2 separate regions of the Homo sapiens genome follow, and region 2 is linked to region 1. A link is an interaction called in ENCODE POLR2A ChIA-PET data of the cell type or tissue named here. Cell type or tissue: GM12878. All regions are shown on one strand. Each heading gives the region's core, and the rest is flanking DNA. Links, peaks and the distances in the headings are about the cores only.

What was found. ChIA-PET counts read pairs that join two places held together with the same protein. Peaks named below come from ENCODE experiments on the same cell type or tissue, not always from the same donor. Only the 100,000 strongest peaks of a DNase experiment are listed, where the experiment ranks them.
Region 2: POLR2A ChIA-PET joins it to region 1 with 7 read pairs; 1 of 35 experiments calls an interaction of 5 or more read pairs at or near these places.

Annotation. Positions count from the first base shown.
Region 1 is chr3:193,741,423-193,744,339 of GRCh38, reverse strand. No RefSeq gene overlaps it. Among named protein-coding and RNA genes, the nearest start is that of LINC02038, 100 kb to the left of the region's middle. RefSeq lists enhancers at 1,411-1,460, 1,511-1,560, 1,581-1,630. In GM12878, for the core only: no CTCF peak of the experiment used is centred there; DNase peaks (open chromatin) are centred at 249 and 1,609; H3K4me3 peaks cover 1,261 bases; H3K27ac peaks cover 1,965 bases.
Region 2 is chr3:194,193,088-194,196,004 of GRCh38, reverse strand. No RefSeq gene overlaps it. Among named protein-coding and RNA genes, the nearest start is that of LINC02037, 53 kb to the left of the region's middle. RefSeq lists an enhancer at 2,191-2,270. In GM12878, for the core only: no CTCF peak of the experiment used is centred there; a DNase peak (open chromatin) is centred at 1,603.

The sequences.
Region 1 (2,917 bases), core at 223-2,722:
CGTACTCTCCACTCCATCTCTTCCCATCCACCTTCATATTTGCTCTTAGAACCAGAGCCTGTGACCACGTGAGATACTGTATTGCAGTCACCTGGAGTTTGCTTTACAGGAAAAGTAAACGCCCCCTCCCCTTTTCCTCCTAGTCTCTTTGGTTTAGAAGGATGATGTCATCTGAATAACAGCCTGAAGTAAATGATTAGGAAAAGTGCCCTTCTCTTGAACCCTGTGGACACCATCTAGCTCTGAGACAGAGATTCAGTTAGAAATGCTGCAGCTGGAAAACAATTCACACACCATGCCCATGAAGTGTGTGAAGCTCTGGAAGAAAAGACACGAAGAGGATATTTACGATTGGGGAAGGAAGCATAGCGTGGTACACCTGAATCAGGAGGACTGTGAAGGGCGGCAGTGAGGAGTGAAACCAGAGCCTGAAATTGCCACACTTCCTCCGTGTCTGACTCGGTGCTTCTCAAACTGAGCATTTTCAACATCTTTGACAAAACAATTCAGCCACGGAGGGGAGTCTTGCGCATTGTAGGATGTTTAAGCCAGAATTCCTGGCCTCCACCCACTACATGCCAGAAGTAACTTACCCCAACCAAGATGAGATTAGCCACTGGCATGAAGGAAATAAAATATTAGAACTTCTATGTATTTTTATTTGATTACAAAACATAGAATTTAAGTTTTATTAACATTGATGATGCCCAGACATAATCCAAGACATGTCAGTGAGATGTCTATAACTTAGACAGGTAGACGGAGAAACCCTCATCTGCTCTATCATTCTGAGCTTATTACAGGGCATTGTAGTTCATATTTGTCCAATTAGGTTGGATTCAGTAATTATTTTAAATGGGAGATGGCAAGTAACTGTGAAGATTCTATAAGTCATCTCATGGCAAGGAACTTAGGTACACATTTTTCTCTTACAAAAAACCCCACAAATTATTATAACTTTGCTATTCGTTTGGTGATAGGTAGCTGCCAGTAGTATGCTACCTAGTAGATATTTTTAATATACCCATAATCCATCCTTTCAAAATAAAGGTGACATTTAACAATGAGTGAAAAAGTGACTACGTTTAGAAAGAAACTCGTGCTATGGTATTTCTGGCAAATGACCAGAGAGCCTGAAAAGCCCTCCTGAGATAAAGCATACAGATATTCTGGATAAAATATTACAGGAATACTTTTAGATTCAGAGCTGAGCTGACCTGGAAGTAAGGGAAGTCACCAGGTGCCAAACTGAAGAGGGAGTTCGTGCTGAACCAAAGCTATCCTGAGAGCATCTGCCAATCGCTGAAACAAGCTGGAGTTTTAATGGCCTTGCAGGGAACAGAAGACTAGATATTCAGCCTGAATAAGCTGGAAAATTGGAACTGAGACCCCTAATAAAGTAAGAAGCCTGAAAAGCTACAGTCTCAGTAAAAGGATTTACTGTCCACTGGTAAAGGAAGGTGAAAATGAAACTTATCTGCACAAGGAATTAAATTCACACATTTTTTGTTGACTGGAAACCCCCAGCGGAAGAGTTAACTTAAAAATGGTCTCGTGTTATACCATTACAGGGCCACCTGGCAGAGAAGCAAATGCGTATTCTCTCTGTAAGGATGCACTCAAAACCCAGACCTCATGGGTTCCCACGAATAAACCCAGCTGAACAGTCAAAACCCAGCTCACAGTCAAAATTTTTAAACACATGAAAAACCCAGCCACCACCAATAAGAATCAGAAGAAACAAAAAAAAAGCAGAATTAAATTCCCAGCGACTTCATATATATGAACTATGGAACACAGAATTAAAAATAATTATGTTTTAAGGAAGTAAAAAGAAATGTTTTCAGAAATAAAAGAGGGAATCAAAATACATGAGCAAGGAATAAAATAATCTCAAAAGGGCCCAGGCATTTGTAGAAAACAACCAGAAAGAATTTTAAACATGAGAAATCATAGTTATTATAATTAAAAACTAAGCAGATGAGGAAAAACCTAAATGAAACATGAAGTTAGGCACAGTTGAAGAAAGAATTTGTGAACTCAAAGATAGATCTAATACACACACACACACACACACACACACACACACACACTTTTTTTTTTTTAAGAGATGAGGTCTCGCTAAGTTGCCCAGGCTTAAGTGCAGTGGCTATTCACAGACATGATTATAACACACTACAGCCTCAAACTTCTGAGCTCAAGTAATCCTCCTGTCTCAGCCTCTCAAATATCTGGGGCTAAAGGTGTGTGCCACTGTGCCCAGCTGGTTTTGAAAAACACAGAAAAACAAAGTGCAAAAGAAAAATAATTGTCAATCAAGACTTATAAACCCAACTAAGATATCACTGAAGAAAAAGACTAAGATAAAGACATTTGCAGGCAAATAAAAACTGAGAAATTTTGCCATCAACAGATTCTTACTAAAGGAATTTCTAAAAAGAAGTACTTCAGAGGAAGAAAACAAAATTGCCGGAAAGTTCTGAGCTGCAGGAAAGAATGATTTTTACTTAGAATAAGAATTTTCCATTGCTTCCTAATTATTAGGTTTATATATAAATTTGTGTTACTTTAACCATTTAAATGCAGTGTTAAGATTTGAAAATAAATGTTAGAAGTTAAGGGTCTTTTGGTTTTTTTTTTTTTTTTTGACATTTATCCATTAAAGTCCTATTAAAATTTAGGCCTTTAAAAAAGGAAGGAAGAAAAGAAGCAAAAATAGACCCCAAAAAAATGCATGAGGATATCATTACAAAACAAATGTTTGTTTTAAATAAAAGGCATATAGATTAGGAAGGAAGAAATAAAACTGTCTTCATTTACAAATTACATGATTGTCCATGTAGAAAATCTAAGAGAACTGACAAAACAAACAATACACCTCCTAGAACTAATAAGTAGTTATAGTGAAGTTGCAGGA
Region 2 (2,917 bases), core at 155-2,654, 450 kb before region 1:
TTACTTTCCCTTTTGAAAAATTAATTTCATACATAGGATCATCCAAACAGGTAACATTGTTGAAGGATGCTACAGTTTTGGTAACAGGATAGCATCACATGCATCAGAGTCTGAAGGTCTCATCCTTCTTCGGCCCTGGAAAGTGTCCTAGGCAGCGCAGATGCCAAGGTCTGTTGGCTGCTGGAGTCCTAGCCAAGGAGGCTCAACTCCTGAACACATGCAGTGGGCAGAACGTACTCTGTAAACCCAAGTCAAGAGTCTGGAAAATGGCTGGACAAGTGCTATGCCTTGCTTGGCTGAGCAGATAGGATGAGGAGAAAAAATAAAGAGAAGATGAGGACTGAAGTCATTCAAAAAGTAAAATTCAGAGGTAGATAAATAGAAAGAGGGGAAATATTTGTATTGGTATGAAATTGAAGAAATATAGAACTGAGTATTTAGAGGCCTGTGCAAATGAGTCCAGTCCTTTTGTTAGGTAAATAGGGAAGCAGAGGCTGAGAGAAAGGCTGGGACTGCCCAAGGTCGTGGAGCTAGTTAGAGACACACCCGGAATTAGAACCCAGGCCTCCTGACTCCAGTGCTGCTGCTGCTGACAGGACACCATCAAGTCAGCCAAAACTTAATTCACTAAGATCATCTATGTTTAATAGAGCCAGGGGGTCAGAGAAGAAAAAACAGTTTAATTAGCTATGATCCACCAATTCCGCTGGCCCATTGGTTCCAGTGTTTATTAACGCTCGCCAGCTCAGCTGTCCTCCCAAGCTTCTCCTTGAAGCTTTTTGCGTCTTGTAAGAGGAAGAATTGGGAATCTCCACTTTGTGTCACAGAGGAACCTGTAAAGACCCCAGCTTGAGCACTCACCAGGGCAGCCCCTTGCAGAATAAGATATTATCCAAATGTGTTGTTTCTTTTGAAGGCCCTTTTTCAGTCTTTAACATATAACAATTCAAACATTTCTTTGGTAGCATAGGACTGGGTGGCAAGCAGACTTTTTGAAGAACTAACTGATACATTCTCATTCTCGCTTTCCTCCCACCTCTGTCCTGAACAGACACACATCCAGGATTTCCTTTTGTCTTAAGGCCCTTTCTCTCTAGTGTAAACATCTGGGGCCTAATCCCATCACAGGCTGCTTCCTGGAAGGGTGTGGCAGCTGGATGCTGAGAGCCAAGATCCCCTCAGTTTCTGCTGCAATGTCAGGGGGAGCAGCAATGGACAAAGCTGGAAGAGTGTCTGGTGTCAGCTTATGAAAGCTTTAAATGCCAACAAAAGAGGTTTTTCTTGGTGCTATAGACCATGAAACGGTCAGAAAAGTCTTTAAAGGGGGAAATAGCATGATGAGATTTTGTGTTTAGAAAAGATTGTGGTTGAACTATGGAGAATGGGGGGTAGCAGAGAGAGTTCAGCAGTAGGCAGACCAATTAGCGGGCTGTGGCACATGTTGGAGGCAGAGGTGCTGATGTCTTGACCTTGGGGGGTTCCAGAGAGGACTTAGAAAGGAGAAGGGTCTAGTAGAAAAAGAAAAAATACAAGGGAAACTCTAAGGGATCTGGCTGTGACGAGCGTGGAGAGATGAAGGAGACCATGAGGTTGCAAAGGAGGAAGTGGGTGAGGGGAAGTCCAAGAAGGTGAGCTGTCTGGGGGAGCACGGGGGCAGTGGAGGAGAGGGTTTGGAGAGTTTCATTTTGGGTGCATTGAGTTAAGGAGCTTGTGGGCCCCGCGAGTGGACACACCTTCCAGGGAGTTGGAGACACAGGTTTGGAGTCAGGGAGGGACTCCAAATGCACATGCGAACTTGCAGGCCAGACAGTGAGAGAAGCCAGCAGCAGGAGACTCCTCGTTCAGGCCTCAGTGAATGTCCCTCACTCTAACCATAGTCTCTGTGTCCTGTACACTGCATTCATCTTTCTAACATGCTGCTCAGACCTGAATACCCTGCCAGCAACCTTCAGTACTCAGCGTTCTGTGGCTTCTTTTTTTTTTTTTTTTTTGAGACGGAGTCTCGCTCTGTCACCCAGGCTGGAGTGCAGTGACACAATCTCGGCTCACTGCAACCTCTGCCTCCCGGGTTCAAACGATTCTCCTGCCTCAGCCTAAGTAGCTGAGACTACAGGCATGTGCCACCACTCCTGGAAAATTTTTTGTATTTTTAGTAGAGACAGGGTTTCACCACATTAGCCAGGATGGTCTCCATCTCCTGACCTCGTGATCCGCCCTCAACTGCCTGCCAAAGTGCTGAGATTACAGGCGTGAGCCATTGCACCCGGCCTCTGTGGCTTCTTAAATGCAAAAAGAAAGCTTTCCGTCTAGGTCCTTCATGACCTGACCTCTTCTAGAATTGTTTTCCCCTACATGCAAATACTCCTGTACAACTTACAAATGAAACTACATCTTTTCTTGATATGCTTTAATTTTCCTGTTCATGATCTTCTGTCTGTTCAGAATGCTTCTTTCATCTCTTTCTGTTGAAAGTCTATTGATTTTTCAAAGTATCAGATGAAATCTTTCTTGGACACTCCATAAGTGATCTTTTGTGTTCTTACACCTCTTTGTTTGAGTGGAGATAGACGATACTTTTCCTCTGGGACACCCCTCCACCCACTCCGCCACAAGCCTTGTGATCTTCTCCGACCCCCAAAACTGCTAGGGCCAAATTCCATACAATATACCCCGAGGAAGGCACACCTGTGCAGAATGCAGAGAATAAACACACCAGGCCTTGGCTTTTGAGTTGCAGAAATCAAGGATGTGGACTTACAAGAACCTGGACTTTTGAGTTTACATTTTATACAATAAATAATGGATTTGGAAGAATAGATTGAAAACTGGGCCTTCTTACCCCAGATGAGATAAGGATTAACCAGACTGGGGGAAAGGAGAGTTGGAGGGAATATGATGAGGGAGAGAAGCTTGTGGT